Linked DNA regions of Homo sapiens: all the other regions are linked to region 2. Evidence: chromatin loops called from intact Hi-C (ENCODE). Cell type or tissue: PC-3. All regions are shown on one strand. Each heading gives the region's core, and the rest is flanking DNA. Links, peaks and the distances in the headings are about the cores only.

Region 1 (7,702 bases), core at 908-5,907, 230 kb after region 2:
AAAGCACACTCCACAGGGTGGGAGGGGGCCCGAACAAGCAGCTCAAGGGCTTGGTTACAGAGTTTTCTGGGGTTTAAATACCCTTTAGAGGTTTCCCATTGGTTACTTGGTGTATACCCTATGTAAATGAAGAAGCTGAAGTGAAGTTACGAAGTTATTTACTTGGTGTACATCCTATGCAAATGAAGAGGATGTTTCCTGTCATAGCAGAAGTAGAGTTACAAAGTTATTTACTTGGTCTTAGAAAGTTGGGCTTTTTCAGTTTGATTTAGTTCTACGAAGTCCTTAGGTTCCCTGCCTCCAGGCCTTATTCTCCTGCCTCAGTTTTACTGCCCTAAAAATCCTCTGTGTCCATTTATTCATCCTTCCTACCCTAACCCAGCAACCACTGATCTTTTTACTGTCTGCATAGTTTTGCCTTTTCTAGAACGTCATATAGTTGGAATTACACAGTATGGAGTAGCCTTTTCAGATTGGCCTCTCTCACTTAGCAATATGCATTCAAGGTCCTTCCGTGTGTCCTTTTGTGGCTTGATAGCTCATTTCTTTTTAGTGCTGAATAATATTCCATTGCCTGGATGTAACACAGTTTGTCCGTTCACCTACTGAAGGACATATTGGTTCTTCCAAGTTTTGGTAATTATGAATAAAGGTGCTACAAACATCAATGTGCAGGTTTTTGTGTAGACATAAATTTTTGACTCCTTTGGGTAAATACTAAGGAATTCAATTACTGGATCATATGGTAAGGGTTTTTCTAGTTTTTCAAGAAACTGGAAAACTGGCTTCTAAAGTGACTATACCGTTTTTCATTCCCACCAGCAATGAATGACAGTTTCCATTGTTCCACATCCTTGCCAGCTCTTGGTGCTGTTAGTGTTATGGGTTTTGGCCGTTCTAACAGGTGTGTAGAGGTATCTCACTGTTTTAATTTGCATTTCCCTTGGCCACATGTTAGGACTTCATGAGGCTGTGTCACAGGCACGTCCCTAACCTTAGCAAAATAAACTTCCTAAATTGATTGAGACTTGTCTCAGATACTTTTTGGTTTATACAAGCAAGCACATTAAAAAGATACTCCACATCACCGGGTGCAGTGACTCACACCTGTAATTTCAGCACTTTGGGAGGCCAAGACGGGCGGATCACAAGGTCAGGAGTTCAAGACCAGCCTGACCAACATGGTGAAACCCCATCCCTACTGAAGATACAAAAATTAGCCAGGCGTGGTGGCATGCACCTGTAATCCCAGCTACTCAGGAGGCTAAGGCAGGAGCATCGCTTGAACCCAGGAGGCAGAGATTGCAGTGAGCCGAGATCATGGAACTGCACTCCAGCCTGGGTGACAGAGTGAGACTCCGTCTGAGAAAAAAAAAAAAATATTCCACATCATATTTCATCAGGGAAATGCTATCTGTGTGGGAGTAGAATGGGAGGCAGGTTTTCCCTAAGCAGTTCCCAGCTTGACTTTTCCCTTTGGCTTTGTGGTTTTGGGGTCCCAAAGTCTGTTTTCCTTTCACACTTGCCATGTGTGTTTTCATTCCCTGGCATATCCCCAATACCTAGCACAGTACCTACCCCAAAATAGGCGCTCAACAAACATCTGAGAAATAAATGAATCGATCAGTCAATTAATTAATAATCCTACACCCACCTCTTTAAAATCTGTATTCAGAAAACTCATTAACACTAGTCTCAATGACCCAAATTTCTATCTGCGCCAGGTTGGTCATTTAACAAGGCTCAAACTTATAATACAGAGGAAGAGAAAAAAATTCCTGGAGCTGAAATTTCCCCACCTGTACCTGGTCAGCCTCAATCAGCCTAGACTTTGCTTCTAGCTTCCTGTGTGATCTCAGACAGGTCACTCAAATTCTCTGAGCTTCAGGTTTATCATGTGTGGGTTTGTGAGTGTAATGGCAGCAGGAAGGAGAGATGTCTAGATAAACACAGAACATGGTTGTATTAAATAAAGCAGTTGAACCGGATGCTCTTTAAGGTCTTTTTTAATTTCAAAATTCTGTGACTAAATCCTGCAAGGTAGGATGGGAAAAGTGGGGGCAGACATGGAACACCACTTGGGATTCAATCCAGTTTCTGCATCTAGTGGCACTTCAACTCCTATTTTGAATGCAAAGAAAGGGTTTGCAGGATGCCTATGTAGGGGTGAAGGGAATTTCTCCCTCCCCTTCTGAAAGTTTGAGTCTTTAAGTCTCCAAAATAAACTGGTAATAGACAAACTAACAGGAGAAAAGACCTACACATTTATTAATGTGCCATTTGCATGGGAGCCACACAAAATATGAAACTCAAAGAAGGGCCAGATGGTTGAAGCTTAAATACCCTCATCATAAGAAAGAATAAAGTGGGGGATGTAGGCAATTTTAGAAGAAGAGTAAATGATTTTTAAGGGAGATGAATGAGCCTGGAGAACAGACAATAACCTGGGACAAAGTTCCTCAGAGGTGGTGACAAGTTATGAAAAGGCGGGGGGCAGAATTGCACTGTGAACAAAGGTTGTCTTATTATGCAGATAAAGTCTCTCAGGTAACAACCCTCAGAAGAGTAGTTGAAAGAACAGGTGAAAAGTCTGTCTGTGTGTGGTATCTGGGCTTGGAGACTTTTAGTTTCCTCTCCTGCAGAAGGAGCTCCTCCTCTCTGGTTAACATAGATTTCAGAGAAGGAGTCTAAGACATTAATTCCTCTACTTCTGAAGCTTATTTCTGAGGGCTGTCAGTCTCCTTAGTTCAAAGGAGTCAGCATGCAAAAGTGCCATATTTTGGGGTGTCCTTTTCTGAGCCCCAACACCTATTTGAAATGACCTCTAGATGGGAACTGCCTGTCTCCCTTTCTCTTTTTCTCCCAGACCCTACTTTGTCATTTCCACAATGAGATGCCAATTAAATCAATCCTGTCAACTATAAAGGAACACCACTGAATCAAGACAGTAGATATCAAAAGTACCTCAAGTAGGATACACTTTGAAAGAGCAAACAGAGAAGGCCACAAATCTCAAACAAAGAATAAATATACTATGTCATTGGGTGGACCCATCTCAAACAGAGCATTAGCCAGTAGGGTCAGATACAAATATCAGGTGTATAGGGAGCCATCCTCCTCCTGGCACTGCCATGAAAGTATCAGGGCTTGGTAAACGAGAGTGCTTTCTGTTTAATTACTTTTCATTTTTGTACAAAAGAAAAAAAAGGTATACAAAACACAGAGAGGTGGTGGGGCACAGGACCAAAGGGGGCTTCCTAGGAGTTTGAGACTCTTGGAAGAACGGCTGCAGTCTGTGGGCACCTCTGTAAAGTAAGAGGATTGGATACTCTATAACCCGGTAGTCTGAACCTTAGCTACACATTAGAATCACCTGTGGACCATTAAAAGCTCTGGATGCTTAACCTGCATCCCAGACCAATTAAGTCAGAATCTCTGGGAGTCAGACTCAGCCATCCCTACATGATTCCAATTTGTAGCCAAGTTTGAGAGAACCACTGCTCCAACATGGCTCTCAGGGCTCTAAAATCCTGCTAAGGTTTCTTTTTGTCCAAGCGGTAGGTCCTCTATTGTTCCACTAGGTGGCACCTTCCAGCAAACTTCAGTGGGTCCAGAGAAGTCGCTTCTAGGTCTAACTGCAAGGAATGAATTCATGAAGCAGGGCTTGGTGGTCTTTGCTGCCAACGAGGGGTCTGCACTCTTGACAAGAAGGCTGAACTTGTTTAACAACTTGCTGGTGAGTGCTGGAGCCACAGATGGTTGATTCATCCCTGTTTAAAAAGGTGAGGCTGGGCTGGACGCAGTGGCTTACGCCTGTAATCCCAGCTACTTGGGAGGCTGAGATAGGAGAATTGCTTGAATCTGGGAGGCGCAGGTTGTGGTGAACTGAGATCGCGCCACAACACTCCAACCTGGGCGACAGAGCGAGACTCTGTCACAATAAACAAACAAAATAAAAAGGTGAAGCTTGAAGAGAGATGTCTCTATCTCTTATGACTGGGTTCACCTCTTCACGGATGCACTCTGGTCTCTTCCCCCACCCCCACCCATCTCTCCAGCAGGATTGATAAACTCCTCTCAAAAGTTCTCAAGGAGCCCCATTATGTGCAGTAGTGTTCTTTTTATCTGGATAGTTAACAACACCCTGATTTTCTTTGAAGATTCACCCTTCTGCATCTCAGAACTTAGCCAATCAGAGCAGTAACCCCCTTCAGCTGCAGTGATTGGTCCAGGGACGGAATCTGAACAATCGAGGTTCAATTCCGTGGCTTTTGTATAGAGGCTATCAAGAAAGTAGTGGCTTCTTCCAGCGGATTGTTGCGAGCTGGATGTGAGCCCCACCGTGAGGCGTGTATTGGACCTCTTGACTCGGCTCCTCCGCACCTTCTCCCCACCCCAGGGAGGCGGTGTAGACTACATCAGTGGGCTTCCTTGCTCTATGTTTTCCTGTTGGGTTTAGCCCTTGAGGAGCCAGGGCAGGATTTCAGAGGGAGGGAGAAGAGCCAGGTCAGAGCATTTCTTTCCCCCGCCATTCCCTTGCTGCAACTTTGCCGCAGGCTGTCTGTGTCCTCCACAAAAGTCCATGGCTCCCATCGCGCAGGCTTCTTGAAACAGTCCTCCCTTTCTAGATTCCAATAACTGCCCCTTTCCTCACCCTTCAGGGCTAGGGCTGGACATCACACGCTGTTTCTGGCCCCATGGTACTGCCCCGTCCCTCATGGTTACACTATACCCTGCCCCATTTTCCTCCTATTAAACTCTCTTCCAATGTTCCAGTGTGAGAGTGCCATTCGTTTCCTGCAGACCCTAACTCAATCAAGGGAAAAGCTTCTTGAGAACCTGAAAACAGTCCCAACACAGGGGAAAGTGGAGCTGAGAGATCAACCAGTTACCCAAGCCAACCCCTGATGTCATCCATGCCTCCGGGTCAACTCCCCTCCCACATTCAAACAATTACCTAATAATGCTGGTTTTATTGCCTAATAAATTTTAAATGTATCCCTTCCCCTCTAGGCCTATTATATGAGACATATTTCAGGTGCCTGTAAGATGAATCCTTGAGCAGAAACCTGCTACTTATAATGACTCCGTTTTCTACTTTGTAGACAGCCTCCACCCTCATTTCTGGGCTGGTCCTTGACCTATGACTTTCCTGAACTGTCCTAAGGCAAGTTCAAAAGGATGAGCTGAGCCATTCAGATTCTATCTCAGAAATTGGAATCCAGTGACACAGAGGGAAGAAGGCAGCTGGTGGTGGCCTCTGAAGGTGGCAGTTCAGGTAGCACAAGGGTGGAGATTACTCTTGGGCCACACTGAAGGAGAAGATATGGGAAGGCAGAAACCAGGAGTAACAGAGGAAGTGCTTCAGTCAAAAGAAGCCAGTGCAGCCCAAGTATGGGAGGCAGGGATGCTGAGAGAGAAAACTGAAAGAGAATCACCTTGCCTCCTGGTTTTCCAGTTCCAGTTCTGGTTTCTGGGATGCCTGACTAGACTGAAGCCCCTGCCTTGGAGTTTACGCCTTCCCTGACGTTATGAGTGACTCTGTCACTTACGACCAAAGGAGCCCTGGCCTTGATACTTGATACTCTTGACTCAAAGTCCAAGTTGTAGCCATTACCATCTCTCGCTTGAATTGTTGTATCTCTCACTCCTAACTCCTCTGCCATTTCTGTCCTGCATTCCCTAACATTCATCCTCTCCACTGGAGTGACCATTCTGGGATGCCAACTTGCCATGTTGCTTCCCTCTGGAGGTTTATTGTCCTCACAGTAAAGTCCGAGTTGCTGGCCTTACACTTTATACAAAACTGCTAGTCGCTCATTACCTTAATAATGCTATTTCTCACCCCCATGCCTTTGCTCATGCTGTTTCCTCCTCCAGGAATACCCTTCACATCCTCTTGTACTGATGAATTCTTACTCAGCTTCAATGCCATCTCCTCTTCCATCACTTCTTCACTTTCCCATCCAGTTTGACTAAGAACTCCTTCCTCTTTTTTTCTCATACTACTGTGTATATTCCTATTTTAGCATTATATACTAATAAAGATGAGGGTGATGATGTTGGCTAACATTTATGGACCTCTTATTACATACCAAGTGCTAACTAGCACCTTACAGATGTCTTCTCTTTTAATCCTCATTGAAACCCCATGAAGTAGTTCTTTTATTATTCCTACTTCTCAAAAGAGAAAACTGAAGCAAAGATGTCAGGTGACTTGCCCAAAATCACACAGATAGAATGTGGTTGACTCAGGTCTATTGTTCCTTTCTTTTTTTAAAAAACTAACAGTTTAATTGAGATATAATTCACATGTCATACAATTAATTTACGCATTTAAAGTGTACAAGTCAATGTCTTAATATATTCACAGCTGCGTGCAACCATCAACATAATCAATTTTAGAACATTTTTATCACCACAGAAGAAACTCATACCCATTGATTACTCATTGTTTTAATGCTGCTCTTAGCAGCTGGTGTGGTGCCTAGCACATAGTATCTGTTCGACCAGCACTTGTTGAAGAATGGATAGCTACCATATCTTAGAAGACAGGGAAAGGTGCAAGAGAGAGGCTCTTGAGGCAACGCGTCTGTCATTTCAACATCAATTAAGAGATTTGCCTGATTCTTTTGTTTATTTATTTTATACTATTTTCCTTTCTTTCTTCTTTTTTTTGCTCAGTCACCAGGATGATGACAAGTGACAGTACAGTGGTGTGAACAAGGTTCACTGCAGCCTTGACCTCCTGGGCTCAAGTGATCCCCCTGTCTCAGCCTGTGTAGCTGGGGCTACAGGTGCACGCCACCATGCCTAGCAAATTTTTTGATTTTTTTGTAGAGACAGGGTCTCACTTTGTTGTCCAGGTCATCTCGAACTCCTGGGCTCAAGCAATCCACCTGCCTCAGACTCCTAAAGTGCTGAGATTACAGGTGTGAGCCATTACATCTGGCCCTATTTTTCCTTAGTAACAGCCCCCACTTACTGGTGGAGGTGTGTTGTAGATATAGGAGTCTGCTCTTACCATTTGCTCAGGGTTTTTTTACATCTCTGTGGCCCCAGGGAATTTCTCATCCTCACATTTGAGTTCTGGGATATTGCTGGTGATAATCTAGGTGCTGGGTATTTGATTTTGATTTTCAGTGGGAGAGAGTAAAGCCAGATTGCTTCTACTCCACCATTTTGGTGACATCACTCTCTACCACTGATTAAGTATTTTTTATGTGTGAAACCTTACAGTGTGTGATCTGTATATATTATTAGCTTATTAAGCAACAAAACCTGGAGATAGATATTATTGTATCCATAACACAAATGAGGAAACCAAATGTATTAGTTCATTTATGTTACCATAACAGAATACCGGAGACTGGGTATCTGTGAAGAAAATAGGTTTACTTTGGCTCAGGGTTCTGCAGGCTGTACAGGAAGTGTGGTGCTGGCATTCATTCCTAGTGAGGCCTCAGAAAGCTTTCAAACGTGGTAGAAGGGAAGGGGAGCTGGTGTGTCACTTGGCAAGAGAGGGAGCAAGAGAGAGAGGAAGGAGGAGCCAGGCTCTTTAAACAGCCAGCTCTCTTGTGAACTCCTAACCATGGGGAGGGCACCAATCCATTCATGAGAGATCTGCCCCCACTAGGCACACCTCCAGCATTGGAGGCCATATTTTTCTTTTTCTTTTTCTTTTCTTTTTCTTTTTTTTTTT
Region 2 (7,702 bases), core at 1,494-6,493:
TAATAACTTAAAGTTTTAATTTTTCTACACTGAGAACACTAACTAACAAGTAAAAATACACCATGACAAGGCTAGAGAGAGACCAGGAAAGAAAGGAAACGATTTTATATTCACGCCTTTCCTCCCTGCACTGACTTTCTACCTTTTGAACATGGGATCTGCATTTGCATTTTGCACACCCATTAAATTATGGAGCCAGCCCTGCCCTCCAGACTCACCTCCCCCCAAGCTGCAGCCGGGGGCTCCACGGGTGGGTAGAATTTGGGCAGGTCCCAGGCTATCTTCGTCATAAACCACTTGAAACTCTTGCAGTTAAGGGAGCTGCGGAGCTTTTTCTGGACTGCGACATCCCCAGCGGAGAGGTGGCGGTATTCAGGCCGGCGCTGGTAAATGTACTCTGCGTACTCATCCATCCACACTTCGGCCACCCGCTTAAGGTTCTATGGGGCAAGAAGCAATGGAGGGGTCAGTCTTTCCAAGAAGCCAAAGCCAGGCAGTGGGGTGAAAAGGGTCCTGGCAGGTCGAGGTCAACCCTTCTTATTTTATGTTCCATCAAAAATCCCAGCCCCACCGTGAGTTTAGGCCTTCTGTGTTTCTATTTATCATTATGCATGTTTTAAGGGCTTCACAGCTTATAGTTGGCCCATAGGCTGCTGTTGTTTTGCCTGCCCATCTTCCATCCCATCTTCTTCTAGCGATAGCCCCCACTGATTTTCCTCTGGGGAGCCACCCTGTCTCCCTGTCAGCTCATGTGGCAGGAGGAAAGGCATGGACCCAGCCTAGCTAATGTGAATACAGGCGCCCCCGGTGCAGGGGCTGGTCAAACAGCAGACCCATTCCCTAAGCCCCACCAATCACAACCAACAGGCATCAGCCTTGGGATTTTTGCAGGAACTATTGGAAGAATCGTTCTGTTTCTGCTTGGATTGCTGGGTAAGACAGGATGCCAGCCAGAGCTGCTGGGCCATATGGCCTCCAAGGAGAGACAAGGAGAGCCTGTCCAAGGATGAAATCAACCCAGAATGAAGCAGAGCGGAGGGCTGGATCCAGGAATGCATTCCGCCTTTTAACACCAGAATCCAGCCATGTCTGAAGCTAGAGCTACCTTGGACTTTCCAGTTACAGAAGCCTGTATATTCTTTCTTCGCTAAGCCAATTTGATTTGGCTTTTTGTCATTTTCAACTGAGAGTTTTGACCAAGCTATGTGATAAAGGCAAATTATAATTTGAAACCAAAAGGTGTAATTCCATCAGCAGCTGGAATTTCTAATAATCCTTTGAGGTGCAAAGGTTGCTGCTACTTTCATCATGAAGCACAAAGATAATCAGTTTTAAAAAATGACAGCCACATGATTGGCAAGCAGAGGCAGCAGGTGAGGAAAGTGTTTGTGAGTAGACTTGGGGACAGAGGAAGAGGGAATTCTTATGTATGTGATGAAAATTCCTGATTCCATCTGCAGTGTAGACCCCACCCAGTGAGAACTTCTGATATGTGATATATCTGAGAGCAAAACTTCAGGGTTCAGGGGAAATTCTCCGCTCCAAAACATCTTTCTTCAACCCCTGGCTGTTGTCCCCCCACCCCAATTTTAACTCTTCGGTTTTACCTCCTTCGTAAGTTTTTTCCCTATTGCAATCTAAAATTTCCTCTGAAAGGTTAAAGGGGAGTTAGCAGTTTAAGCTGTTATCAGTCATTTGCACCTCAGTGTGAAGGATTGCTCTAGGAGCAGAAGGTCAGGCAGGGGTCCCAAATGTTTAAATGTCTTCTATAAAGAGCCGGATAGTAAATACTTAGGCTTTGCAGACCATATGGTCTCACCTCTGATGTAGCTATAAAGCAGCCATAGACACCATATAAATGGTGTGGCTGGGTTCCAGTAAAACTTATGGATACTGAAATTTGATTTTCATGTATCACAAAATATTCTTCTTTTGATTCCCATTCCCTCTAATGATTTAAAAATGTAAAAACCATTCTTAGGTCACAGGCCATACAAAAACAGGCTGCTGACTCTGGAGTAATGGAGAAGGAAGCCAACATGAGGGAGGCCCCCGCACTGAAGACAAAATTCACCAGTTCCCCCATTTTGCTGGCTCTGAGTTGGGGACCAGGAAACAGCTGAATTTCCTTGTTGCTACCTAGTTCTTCCTGAGTGCTGAAGAGTCCACAGTGGGTTAGAAAACAGCTCAGGAACAGTGTTTATCCCCACCAGGCCCCTGCACAGAAAAGGCTGTGTTTAATTTAAAACTGTGCTAGAGGAAGTTGAAGGCCTAACAGAGACTGTCTACATGAACACTCTGAAACACAATATTTCCTCTGCTTTTTCCAGTATGTCCACCAGGCTCTTTTGGCTCACTGTCTAACCTGCTCGAGTCACAGAGGTAATGAGGGTAGTTTCACTCCAACTGAAAACAAGTCTGGACACTCTGACCATGGCCAGACTGGTTAAGAATGATACTGAAATTTACCAGTGTCATTCTTAAAGGATTGAATAACATCATATTTTAATTCTAATTATAATTACCATTTTAATTAATATTGCATAATTGTATCTTCCAGACACAGCTTGAAAAGCTCTTTCTCCCAGATTTTGAACTTTTTTGCTACAGTTCACTGTTTGCACCAAAGGAAATGACTTTACACTTATTTCTCTCACATCTCCCCTTGTTAGAGACATAAAAAGGACCTTGGGATTTCAGTGGGCTTCGGGCTCCTCATACCTCTACTCTCAACACCTTCCTACTTCCGAGTCCCAGTCCCGTCTGAGGCCCAACTGTACTTCTTGTGCTTGGATTACAGAGATTTGCCTGGATCCTTGGAGTAAGTCTCCATTTTTGTTTCACCAAGTTTGAGTAGTTTCTGTTATTGCCTTCCCTAAGATCCTTTTTCCAGAGGCAAAGATAAGAAAGATTTCAGCAAGTTTAGTAAACAATGTAAGACTGGCTACTTGTTCCTGAGGCAGGCAAGCTGGTGGACAGCTCATCCTTCCTGAACTGCTTCTACCTCAAGGCTGTCTGGCTGTTTGTCCTTCCGGAGTCCGTACAATCTCAGTTTCTCTCTCTATCTGGCTCTCTCGGAGCTATTAGGACAACTCTCAAATCTATCAAAATGATCATCTAGGGGACAATGCTCTAGAAGGCTTAGGATGTGGTTATTAAAACATTGAGCACTTTTTTTCCCCCCAAGATGGAGTCTTGCTCTGTCGCTCAGGCTGGAGTACAGTGGCTCAGTCTCGGCTCACTGCAACTTCCGCCTCCCGGGTTCAAGCCATTCTCCTGCCTCAGCCTCCCTAGTAGCTGGTATTACAGGCGCACACCACCACGCCTGGCTAATTTTTGTATTTTTAGTAGAGATGGGGTTTTGCCATGTTGACCAGGCTGGTCTTGAACTCCTGACCTCAGGTGATCCGCCCGCCTTGGCCTCCCAAACTGCTGGGATTACAGGCATGAGCCACCACGCCCGGCCCACTGAACAAATATTTTAAATGTGGTCTGCAAGTAATTGAGGGTTGTTAGTCACCATAATAAAAGGCCGCACCTGATTCAGGCATCTCTGTGGTTCTGCGAACCCACACATAATCAGACCTGATGGATCACAGAGTCCCTGGGGAAGAAGCCATGAGGCACCACTCAGATTGTTAAGTGGCTTAAAGCCAAACACAGGACGATGCTTCAGTACAGATAGGTAAAAGAGAAATACGTTAAAATGCCTAAACACAGAATTTAGATAAGACTTTTAAATACATGTTCCAGTCTTTATTGTTAATATTGATGCTAACACTAATAACAGCAGTCACTGTTTAAGGAACAATTGCTATGTGCCAGGTACCTGTCAGACCTACACAGGTTTGAATTCTGGCACTAGTTACTTAATGTTTCCATCGCCAACATCACGTTTCATGTTCCCCATCCCTAAAATGGGGTTAAAAACAAGTGAGAATTAAGTGAGATAAGTAAAATGCTTTGCATGCCTGGCTCGAAGGGAATTTTTATAAGTATTACTACAGTTAGCTCTTATCCACTGAATTAATCTATAATAATGGTTCTATAACAAGCAGGAGGCGGTAATGTCTCTTTATCAGGTGGGCCTTTTAAAAAAAAAAACAACAGCAACAACAACAACAACAAACTTTCTTTGAGACATGGTCTCGTTTTGTCACCCAGGCTGGAGTGCAGTGGCACACACAGCTCACTGCAGCCTCGACCTCCCTGGCCCAAGTGATCTTCCCACCTCAGCTTCCTGAGTAGTTGGGACTACAGGCACACACCACTGCGCCCGGCTATTTTTATTTTTAGGTGAGCCTTATCAACAACAGCTCTGCAGAGGAAAAGAATGCTTTAGGGTTGCTCCTGGTCTGGAGTTGGAGTGTCCCCATGGTCCCTTGTAGCCGGAAGAGTCTCAGTCTTGGGCGTACCGAGAGAGCGTGCGCTTTTCCTGCCTGGCTCCCTCCTCAGGGATCGCCAAATGGCCTTTCAGAAGAACGCGATTCCTGCTTCAAGGGACTGAACCTAGAACCTACCCCCCGCCCGTGTCGGATGGGGCTGTGGGCAGCGCGGATGGCTGGTGAGGGCGTCGTTAGGCTCTGCTACCACTGGAGGGCACTGCCGGCTCTCCTTTCCCTCCACGCGGCCCCTGACACTTCCCGGAGCTCAGCTCCCACCCACTGATGGCTCTCAGGGAGACGCGCGGCCTCTTTGAGCCTCTCGGCTTTCCTTGTAAGTCACAGGACAACGCTCTTCTAGGTCCCGGGGGCTGCAATTCTACACGTCAAGGTTGTCAAGTGGAGGAGGAGGCAGCGCCCTGGACAGGAGGCAGTGCGGTCTAATGCCAACCCGGCCAGCACCGGGGTCTCCTGGCCGGGGCGGGGCTCACAGGCTCCCCGGAGGGAAAGCTGTGCGGGGGTCCTTTCCAGCTTCCCCGCAAGGCTCTTTCTATCCTCTGGGGACCCTCCCTCCTCTTCATTTTTCTTTTGTGGTCACCTGGATTTATTTATTTTTTTCCGAATACATTTAATATCCAAACCAAAAACAAACTCTGGCTGACAGATTTCCATTTGCAGCCAGTGGCCAATTTAATTGAAGCAATGATTGATAGAAACCATTTTAAGGCAATGAAACAGTTTGACATGCAGAGGTTTTGGCAGTAAGAGTAGACAGGGGGTGAGGAGAAGAGAAAGACACTGACATTTATGAAGCCCACTTCCCCTCCAGAAATTTAGTACGCAAGCTTTCCCAAACACACCACACCACACCACCTGTATTAATATTTATCTAACATGTTTTTTTACATCACCTCTGGTCTAACTTTGCACCTACTTTAGCTGTATGCTAAGTAATAATATCTGTGAAATTACAGGTTAGCTACACGAATACACATTAATTTAGAATCCACATTAACTTAAACACATGAACAAGAAAACATTCCTGTGTTTGCTGCCTAAGATCGTCTCCTCTGTCACACTCTGGGAAACAGTATCACCTCCTTAATTCTCCTGGCAATGCTGGGAGTTGGAAAGAATTAGCTCTCTTTAAACAAAGGAGGAAACACAGGTTCAGAGGACTTAAGCAACCCTCCCCAGGTCACATAGCAATGAATGGTTAAGTAGGGATTTAAGGGAGTTCTTTTAAATCAGATTTCACCTGGAGAATGGGAGGCACATCCTCAAACCCAGAGATCACATAACACAGTCTAGGGCCCCAGGGTGCCTCAGTGCAGCTGATGGTCCTAGGCCAACCCCTTCTACCCGCCAAGGAAAGCCACCACCTTACCCGGGCCAGGCTGACTCCGGCCGGGACCTTGTAGGGCACATACTTCCTGTAGATATGGCCCACCCTGGAGCAGGGGATGTCCTCCATGCGGCCCCCACACATCCACACCTGCATGGCAAGAAGGAAGAGAGAGGATGACGTTTCTGCTTCCAGTTCACCATCCCGCCAGGCCAGCATCCCTTAGTGCACTCAGCAAAAGCATCAGCCTGGATTGTCTGCTGAAGCCTGGATCACAGACCTAATGACATGGGAAAACACAGTAATATAATAACAGCGGTAAAAACAGCTGACAGCACTGAGTGCTTACCATTGCCACACACTATGCTAAGATGGTCACATGCACAACCACACTTAAGCCTCATCAGAAAACCTATAAAGTAGGTAGTAACATTTTACAGATGCTGAAATGGAGGCTCAGAGAAGCTAAGAAATGTGACTCAGGTCACAGAGTAAGTGGTGGAGCCAAAATTTAAACCCTGTTTTAGCTGACTTCAGAATCTGAGCTCTAATCCACTATGGAGTGCTGTGTTGAGAATTCTAGGGTGGCATCGGGGGATCAGTGGGAAAGACCATGGTGATCACAAAGTGACATCAGCCACAGCATAAGTAGTCAAGGTGGCACACAGGTTCCGTAGATTTACTGTCACATATTTATTTTCCTCCTGGATCTATGAGCCTCTCGCTGGGTCTCCCTGAGCAGTTCCGTCAGCCTCCCTGCCCTGCCTTCTCTGAGTCTGGCTTGCTAGGCTGTGCAGCTGGGTCTTGCCGCAGTGTGGGATCTGATGGTTCTCTTTGCCTCCCTCTCCCAGGGAGGAGTATTTGACATCACAGAGAGCTCCTGAGTTTGCCCACTGGTCTGATAGCAACTTGGGAATGTGAACATGTACAGCCAATACTGACTCATACCCACTGAGGGGCCCAGCCTACATAGACCCTCCTTGGGAGGCCTGGGTTTGAATCCTGGCTCAGCCACTTACCCACTTGATGACTTTGGCCTACACAGACCCTCCTTGGCAGGCCTGGGTTTGAATCCTGGCTCAGCCACTTACCCACTTTATGACTTTGATTAAGGTACTTAACTTCTCTGAGACTCAGTTTCCTGTAAAGAAATAGAGGAGGCAGGACTGGAAGATGAGATATTGTGTGTAAAAGGGTTTAGCACAAGATCTGGTGCATACTCAGGACACAGCAGTGAATCAGTCAGCCGAGGCCCCAGCCTCCGAAGTGGCCTCACAATCCCTGCCTCCTCGTATTTGTGCCCCTGTGTAGATGCCTCCCAGTGAGTCACATGAGGACTGACCTGTGTAACCCACAGGATACTGCAGAAATGACGGTCATAAAGATGCCGTGGCTTCCACCTTTCTCTGTGGGACCGCTGGCTTTGGAGGAGCCAGCTGCCATGTTTGAGGACACCCCAGCCATGCTGTGGAGAGGTCCATGCGGTGAGAGCTGAGGCCTCCTGCCCACAGCACTAATTTGCCAGCCAGGTCAGTGAGCCACCAAGAAGCAGAGGTCGTGGTCACAGTCAAGCCTGCAGATGACTGCGGCCCTGGCTCATGGCCTGACTATTCTCCTATGCGAGACCCAAGGTGGAGCTATCAAACCAAGCCACTCCCAAATCCCTGGCCTAGGGAAGCGCTGCCATCATAACTGTGTATTGTGTTAAGATGGATTCTGGGGGTAATTTTTCCTGGCATAGGTAACTAACATGGGAGATGGTTTCAGGTGGCGATGGCAGAGCAGGGCCATTGCATAGATTCGTTGTAGGGGTGTATGGGATGTGAGAGATGCTACTTTATGCTCCCCAGTCAGGGAAAGCCTCACTTCGGAAGGGATGTTTGAGGTGGAACCAAGAAGGTGAAAGTAAAGGCAAGGGAACGGGTGGGAGAAGAGCAAGTGCAAAGGCACCAGGGCAGGGCCAAGCTTGGCATAA
Region 3 (7,702 bases), core at 908-5,907, 71 kb after region 2:
GCCCATGGGCGCCACTGAGGAAGCACCATTAAAGTCTCCTCCCACTGCCATCATGTCTAAGTCAGAGTCTGCTAAAGAGCCCGAGCAGCTGAGGACACTTTTCATTGGAGGGTTGAGCTTTGAAACAACTGATGAGAGCCTGAGGTCTCAAATCTCAGCCTCAAATTTTTGAGCATTTTGAGCAATGGGGAATGGTCAGAGATTGTGTGGTAAGGAGAGATCCAAGCACCAAGCACTCCAGGGGCTGTGGGTTTGCCACCTATGCCACCGTGGAGAAGATGGATGCAGCCATGAATGCAAGGCCACACAAAGTGGATGGAAGAGTTGCAGAACCAAAGAGAGCTGTCTCAAGAGGCGATTCTCAAAGACCAGGTGCCCACTCAACTGTGAAAAAGATATTTGCTGGTGGCATTAAAGAAGATGCTGAAGAACATCACCTAAGAGATTATTTTGAACAGTATGGAAAAATGAAGTGATTGCAATCATGACTGATCGAGGCAGTGGCAAGAAAAGGGGCTTTGCCTTTGTAACCTTTGACGACCATGACTCCGTGGATAAGACTGTCATTCAGAAATACCATCCTGTGAATGGCCACAAATGTAAAGTTAGGAAAGCCCTGTCAAAGCAAGAGATACCTAGTGTTTCATCCAGCCCAAGAGGCTGAAGTGGCTCTGGAAACTTTGGTGGTGGTTGTGGAGGTGGTTTTAGTGGGAATGACAACTTTGGTCATGGATGAAACTTCAGTGGTTGTGGTGGCTTTGGTGGCAGCCATGGTGGTGGTGGATATGGTGGCGGTGGGGATGGCTATAATGGATTTGGTAATGATGGAAGCGATTCTGGAGGTGATGGAAGCTACAATGATTTTGGCAATTACAACTATCAGTCTTCAAATTTTGGACCCATGAAGGGAGGAAACTTTAGAGGCAGAAGCTCTGGCCTCTATGGTGATGGAGGCCAATACTTCGCCAAACCATGAAACCAAGGTGCCTATGGCAGTTCTAGTACCAGCAGTAGCCATGGCAGTGGCAGGAGATTTTAATTACTGCAAGAAAACAAAGCTTAGCAGGAGAGGATAGCCAGAGAAGTGACGGGGAAGCTACAGGTTATATCAGATTTGTGAACTCAGCCAAGCACAATGGTGGCAGAGCCCAGCTGCTACAAAGAAGACATGTTTTAGACAAATATTCATGTGTATGGGCAAAAAACTCAAGGACTGTATTTGTGATTAACTGTATAACAGGTTACTTTAGTCCCTGTTCTGTGGAAAGTGTAAAGCATTCGAACAAAGGGTTTTAATGTTGATTTTTTTTTGCACCCATGCTGTTGATTGCTAAATGTAATAGTCTGATCATGACGCTGAATAAATGTGTCTTTTAAAAAAATAGTTGTAAAGTAACGTATACAGTATGATCCTAATAAATGGGGGAAAAAGCATGTAAAGCTTAGGAGTAAAGGTTCTAGAATCAGAATGGATGGTTTTAAATCAAAGCTCTGTCTCTTTGAGCTAAGTACACATCAGCAACTTACTTGTGTCCCAGTTTCATCATCTGTAAAATAGGGACAAAAATATTAAATTTATAAGTAGAAAGAAGAGGTCTGATATCATTGAGGCCAGTATGGTTTTCACACTAGGCATGACAGAACCTACCATAGTGCTGTGATAATAAAAGAGTGAATGCACTTAGCACACAGTAGAAGCTCGATAAACATGAGTTCTTTTTATTACATGTTACTATATGTTAGTATGATTATACAGAATGGTCTGGGATGATACATACCAGACTGCAAACATGAATTTCCTCAGTGGGGTGGGACTGGAGGGGAATTGGGAGGGTAGGAAAAAGAAAACAGAAATTATAAAACACTGAGAACAAAAAGAAAATTTACAAATGGCAGATAGGCATACAAAGAGATGCTCTATATCATATGTCATTAGAAAATTCAAGTGAAAATAAAAGTGAGAGACCACTAAGCAGCTATTGACAAAATCCAAAACACTGACAATATCAAATGCTGACGAGGAGGTGGAACAGCAGGAACTCTCATTCATTGCAGGTGGAAATGCAAAATGGTACAGCCACTTTGGAAGACAATTTGGCAGTTTCTTATAAAACTATATATACTCTTACCAAATGATCCAGCAATCACACTCCTTGGCATTTACCTAAGTGAGCTGAAAATTTATGTCCACACAAAATCCTGTACACAAATGTTCATAGTAGTTTTACTAATATTTGCCAAAACTCGGAAGCAGCCAAGATGTCCTTCAGTAGGTGAATGGATAAACAAACTGTGGTATACCCAGACAATGGAATGTTATTCAGCACTAAAAAGAAATGAGCTATCAAGCCATAAAAAGACATGGAGGAATCTTAAGTGCATATTTGTGAGTGAAAGAAGCCAATCTGAAAAGGTTTTATATACTGTATGATTCCAACTACATGACATTCTGGAAAAAGCAAAACTACAGTGACAGTAAAATGATTGGTGGTTGCCAGGGTTTAGGGAAAGGGAGGGATGAACAGGTGGAGCACAGAGGATTTTTAGGGCAGTGAAACTACTCTGTATGATGCTATACGTCATATGGTAGATATATGTCATTTTACACTTGTCCAAATCCATAGAATGTACAACACCAGAGTGAACCCTAATATAAACTATGGATTTTAGGAGAAAGTGATGTATTGATGTGGGTTCAGGGATTGTAACAAATGTACCACTATGGTATGGGATTTTGACAGTGGGGAACTCTCTGTACTTTCAGATGAGATTGGGTGTGTTCAGGGTAGTATGGCCATGGACCTACCTACTTTTTACTTAGTTTTGTTGGGAACCTAAACTGTTCTAAAAAATAAGGTCTATTAAAAGAAAAAACACTGGGGCAAAAAGCCTAAATATTAATACTAATTGCCTCCAAGTGATAAGGTTATGGATGGCTCTTCCTGCATTTCCCACATTTTCTCCTCGACTCCCAGCCTGTGCTTGTCCTGCTCTTTCTGCCTGGAACATTCTTCCCTTCCCTAACCCCAGGGAGTAATATCTACAACACTTTGGATTAAATTTCGCTGGAATTTTCTCCAGAAAGTCTGCCCTGCTGTTCTCTGTACTCTACATTGCCTGGACTTTCACCAGGTAGCACGTATTTCATGGTCTCACGGTCTTACAACTGCCCCTTACCTCCTCTAGGCCTACTGGAGCTGTCGAGGGAAGCCTATTTGATTCCTCTTATATCATAGCACAAAGTACAGCATGTGGCACAGAGTCATGTCATGAATACTGCTGAATACATGAATATGAATTACTTTGATAAATCAGAACAGATGTAGAGAAAAACAAAATAAGCAGCAAAAGAACTCAAAAAGGCGAAAGAACCCAAGCAATAAACTGTAAGTGGGAAATGGCCATGCTAACAAGTTGTGGTGGTGTCAGAAGCAAACTAAGGCTGCTGGAGAGAAGACAAGAAATGGGGAATAGAGGTTTATTGGGCAGTGTCAAGAGTGATGTGTTGAAATGCAAAGAGGGATGGGGCAAAATGGATTTCCGTGATGTGTTCCCATGACTGGCATGGTGTGAGAGTGCAGGTCAGAGTTAATAAGCCCGTTATGGGAAGAGGACTATTGACCCTGGCCTCATGGGTGAGGTGAGCTCACTACCATGTGAACTAACGGGCCCAGCATTGTCTATACTCCTTCCAGCACCAATCACTGCAACAACTTTTCAACAGCTCTGCAAACACCTGCTAAGAACTTCTGCTGGGAACCATTTCCTACATGTGTTTGTTTGTAGAAAGGCAGTTGAGCTGGAGAAAATGCTGTCAATGAGATCATACCATAGCCTGTCACTTTTGTACCTCATCATTCCGGGCAGCCTCTAGTTAATCCAAACACAGTAATTCTTTCCATTACCACATAACTAATTTTTCTGGAAAAACAACACTGTTTGAAAGTGGAGAGGCTAAGGAGAAAGGAATAAAAACAAACAAATTAACAAGACCTCTCTTGTTTTTCCTCATAAAAACATGCCACCCAGGCAGTGCAACCCGGGGACAGGTCTGCCAGCCTATACGCCCATCTTTCCCTTCCACATGTGCAAAAACACCTCAATGTTCTCCTAATCCTCGAGCAAAGCTCATGCATTTGAAGAGCTTGTGGAGACCCCTGGCAAAGTGCAGTGTTCTATTTGTAAGCAGGGCCAGGATTATTCTGGTGTCAGCTTCTGCTTCCACTCGAGTCCTTGATGCTGCCTGCACAAAGCTCTGGATCTTATTTCGAGAATTCATTTGCTCCAATTTTGTCTCCTACCTGAGGTCTCGACCCTTAGCTGAATTACAATTAGTTGCCCTGAGGATCCTGGAGGAGATTCATTTCAGAGGAAAATGCCTTCTCCTAGGCAGTGCCAATCTAGCTTGTAGTTAGCATCTATGAATTTCAGCTCTGAGAACAGCCTCTGCTAATGCAGCCCAGAGAAATCTATCTTGTAGGATGGTCCATATTTGCCGTACTTTAGACAGGCCTCTCCATAATTCTGAAATTGTTTCTCCCAAATCTCGTTTTTAAAACAATCACTGCTGAGTAAGTTTTCTTCCAAAGCTGCCTTGAGAATTTCTTCTTGAAACAAGAATAATGATTGCTTTTCTGAAAAATGCAGGCTGCAAAACATGACAGCTGAGGTGCAAGTCTGAAGGGTGTGAGGTGGGAGTCCTCCTCTGGGCTGGGTGCCTAATTGGTTGAGAAAAGGGGGCAGTGATCAGGGGGCCTCGGTTTTCATTCTCATCTGTGAAATGGGACAGTATTATTTTTCTTCTCTATCTTTTTAGGATTGGGTATGGCACCACATTGAATTAATATTTTTGCTCTCTGGAGAAACAGATGCACTTAGAGAATGATCTTGTTATGAAGTGTACCTTTTCTTTGTCAAGACTGTTATACTTTACTGGTGGGGGAGGGGGTTATTCTGTTATCTTTACCACTATGTACACTGAGGAAATTGGGATATTTAGAGGTACAAACCATTATAGGTCAGGACTAATCATGTTTGATAATGAATTCTTTTCGGCAAAAAGTTTGCACCGTAATACAATGGGAAAGTAATTTATTAAGAAGTGCCCTTGGAAATAGAAAGGAATAACGTGTTTCTGCAGATGTGTCACTTAACCACCCAAGGCGAGTGGGGACAAGGCTGCACTGTGGCCCAGATATGGGGTCTTGTCCCTCTCTTGCAACCAGCTGGCTGTGTGCTCCTGGTTAAGTCTGCCTACTGCTCCAGGCCTCGGGCTTCCCATCTGTAAAATGAGCAGGTTGAGTTACACAGTGGTTTTCATATACTTCTTTTAGCAGTGTAACTCCCCCTAGTGAACACTTTTTCAGAAAGTAAATACAGACCACACCAGGAGAGGCACCTGAACCCCACATGTGCCTGTGAGGTTCTCCATACTTCTCACAGCGTTTCCTGAGACTTCTCTGGGGCCTCTGCTGCTCTGAGGAGCAGGCACAAAGTCACGGGCCTAGATGATCTTGAAATTCTTTTCTAACTGAACAAGGAGAGATGCTTGTTTTGAATCTGGCTGAGGTCTGGTTTATTCCATGTCTGAAGGACGGATGCCCTGTGATACCCAGAGGGGGATCCTGCTGAGTGCTACAAGCCCAACCCCAGGGCAGCTGGTGCTTCAGAAAAACAGGTTACATACAGGGACCCGAGCCTGAAAACACAGATGCGGGCCAGCACCAGTCACTGCAAGAACTGCAGTGTCTTCCACAGCCACATCTGTCTTGCTGGATGAAGATGGCCCTGCTGCTGGTGATGGTTTTCTGTATGCATGGGTAGCTGCCATACATTTCCTCCCTCCCTCCTCATGCATCTATTCACTCATTCACAAACATTTACTAATCACCTCCTTCCAGACCACAAGTGGTCTAGTGGGGGAAGACCGACAATGAATAAACAGCTCAACAAACAGCCATGTAACCGCGCATGCAGCATGGTGAATAATGGTAGTGGTGCAGCCTAAATGATGATGGGATGAGGCGAGCCAGCCATTGGAAGAACTGGGAAGAGGGCGTTCAGGCAGAGGAAGGGCACAGGATCCCAAGGCAGGACAGAGCATGGTGTGTGCTGTGCTCCAGGACAGAGAGCCCTGCTGTGGCTGGGTCTTTGGGGAGTGTGAGAAAGTGAGCGCAGCCCTCACTGCCACTGCTGTGGCCCTGAGAAGGAGTACAACAAGGAGCCTGCTCAGAGCAGGCAGCCCGTACCTGAGGGAAGGCTCAGGTGTTTGTCCCCAGGTGGTGGAGGCTGTTTATGCTGCAGAAAATCAATCACTTGAGCAGTTCGCTCATTTTTTTCCCTTTCTGCTGCCCAGCTGTGAGCCCTTGGCCTGTGGGTGGCAGCTCATGCTGGGAGAAGGATGAGGCTGGGAGAGGAGACTGGGAAACAGAAAGCAGAAGAGAGGGAGCAAGAGGCAGAAGAGGACCCAGGGTCTGGGTGCTGAATCCACAGACCTAGGGGTACTGCTCCATGGCCTGTGATTCTGGGCGAATTACTTAGCTTGGGCACCTCATCTGAAAGGAGGGACCCCAAGGCTTCCCTCAGAGGCTGCTGTCAAGAATAAATGAGAGAATATATGGGCCTGGCATATTGAGCTTCTCCCCAAAATGGGGGCTGCTATTATAAAGAGAGGGGTGAAGGGACAGGGACATATTTTAGGCGGAGGTTGAGACCAGAGACTGTTTGCTCAGTGTTTTACAGTTTGCAAAAATCTTCTTCCCTACAGAAAGGAAAGACATACCTGCACCCACACATCCGTCCTGTACATGCACCTCTGTATACTCATCCCTGACTCCCCTTCCTGCACACCAACCATAAGGAATGTCCACAACAGAAATGATAACAAGCTCAGATGTCTATCTTTAATGTTCACTCTGTGCCAGGTACTGTCCTAAGCACTTGATAGACATCTATTAACTAATTTGACAGTCACAGCCACCTAAGAGGTCGTAGGTACTATTGTGATCCCATTTTATAGATGAGGGAACTAAAGCTCAGAAAGGGGAAGTGACTGGGTCAAGGTCACAGAGATAGTATGTAGCAGGGCCAGGATCAAAGATATAGATATTGCCAGGCTCTCTGCCAAACAGCAGGACTATGGGATGAGGAAGGCACACCCCCACCACCAGCAGGCTCATAGGCCTCGCTTTGTGGACACAGATAAATCTCATATAGTGTGCTCAAGGCTTACTGTTAGTACTTCCAGGGTGGAAGTACTAAGAAAACTGGAGAACCAGGCTCTGGTTCATCAAACACGTAGTAAGCACCTACTGTATGCCTAAGGAGCTGGGATCAGTGGTGAACAGGACCAATGTGGTAGTCCCTGCAATCAAAATAGACAGTCTAGTAGGGGAGGCACACAACACACCAATGTTCACACAAATATGTATTTTAATTCCACCTGTGATAAGTGGTAAGGAAAAGGAAGGAAACGTAAAGGGTAGCACGAGAATGAGTGTATGTCAAGAGTTAGGGAAGACTTTATAGACCGGGTAAGAACTGAGTTAAATGTCTACACACACACAAACACACACACACACACACACACACACACACCCTCTCTGTCTCTCTGAGGCCTCTGTACTAAACGCATGTAATTAAGAGTGCGGTATTAAAACGGGGCGATGGGCAGGTGAGCCGCTCCTGAAACTGTCAGCTGCAA

Evidence for each region. A loop is a pair of places that touch in the nucleus more often than their neighbours do. Peaks named below come from ENCODE experiments on the same cell type or tissue, not always from the same donor. Only the 100,000 strongest peaks of a DNase experiment are listed, where the experiment ranks them.
Region 1: a loop joins it to region 2, with 10 times the contacts of the local background. A loop is called at or near these places in 95 of 110 quality-filtered maps.
Region 3: it touches region 2 in a loop (2.3-fold over the local background); 7 of 110 quality-filtered maps call a loop at or near these places.

Annotation. Positions count from the first base shown.
Region 1 is chr5:154,176,173-154,183,874 of GRCh38, reverse strand. All of the region lies in intron 1 of LOC124901118 (a long non-coding RNA gene), which reads left to right. Among named protein-coding and RNA genes, the nearest start is that of GALNT10, 11 kb to the left of the region's middle. In PC-3, for the core only: a CTCF peak has its summit at 3,572 (motif pointing right); DNase peaks (open chromatin) are centred at 3,584 and 4,954.
Region 2 is chr5:154,402,279-154,409,980 of GRCh38, reverse strand. It overlaps GALNT10 (polypeptide N-acetylgalactosaminyltransferase 10), which reads right to left. Exons shown (of 12, transcript NM_198321.4): 8 at 5,770-5,877; 9 at 219-440. The region is part of intron 2 of SAP30L-AS1 (SAP30L and GALNT10 antisense RNA 1); the gene reads left to right. Among named protein-coding and RNA genes, the nearest start is that of SAP30L-AS1, 40 kb to the left of the region's middle. RefSeq lists a silencer at 4,588-4,637. In PC-3, for the core only: a CTCF peak has its summit at 4,567 (motif pointing right); DNase peaks (open chromatin) are centred at 3,560 and 4,610; H3K4me3 peaks cover 977 bases; H3K27ac peaks cover 1,196 bases.
Region 3 is chr5:154,330,803-154,338,504 of GRCh38, reverse strand. All of the region lies in intron 4 of GALNT10 (polypeptide N-acetylgalactosaminyltransferase 10), which reads right to left. It also overlaps the pseudogene HNRNPA3P7. Among named protein-coding and RNA genes, the nearest start is that of MIR1294, 12 kb to the left of the region's middle. In PC-3, for the core only: no CTCF peak of the experiment used is centred there; no DNase peak of the experiment used is centred there.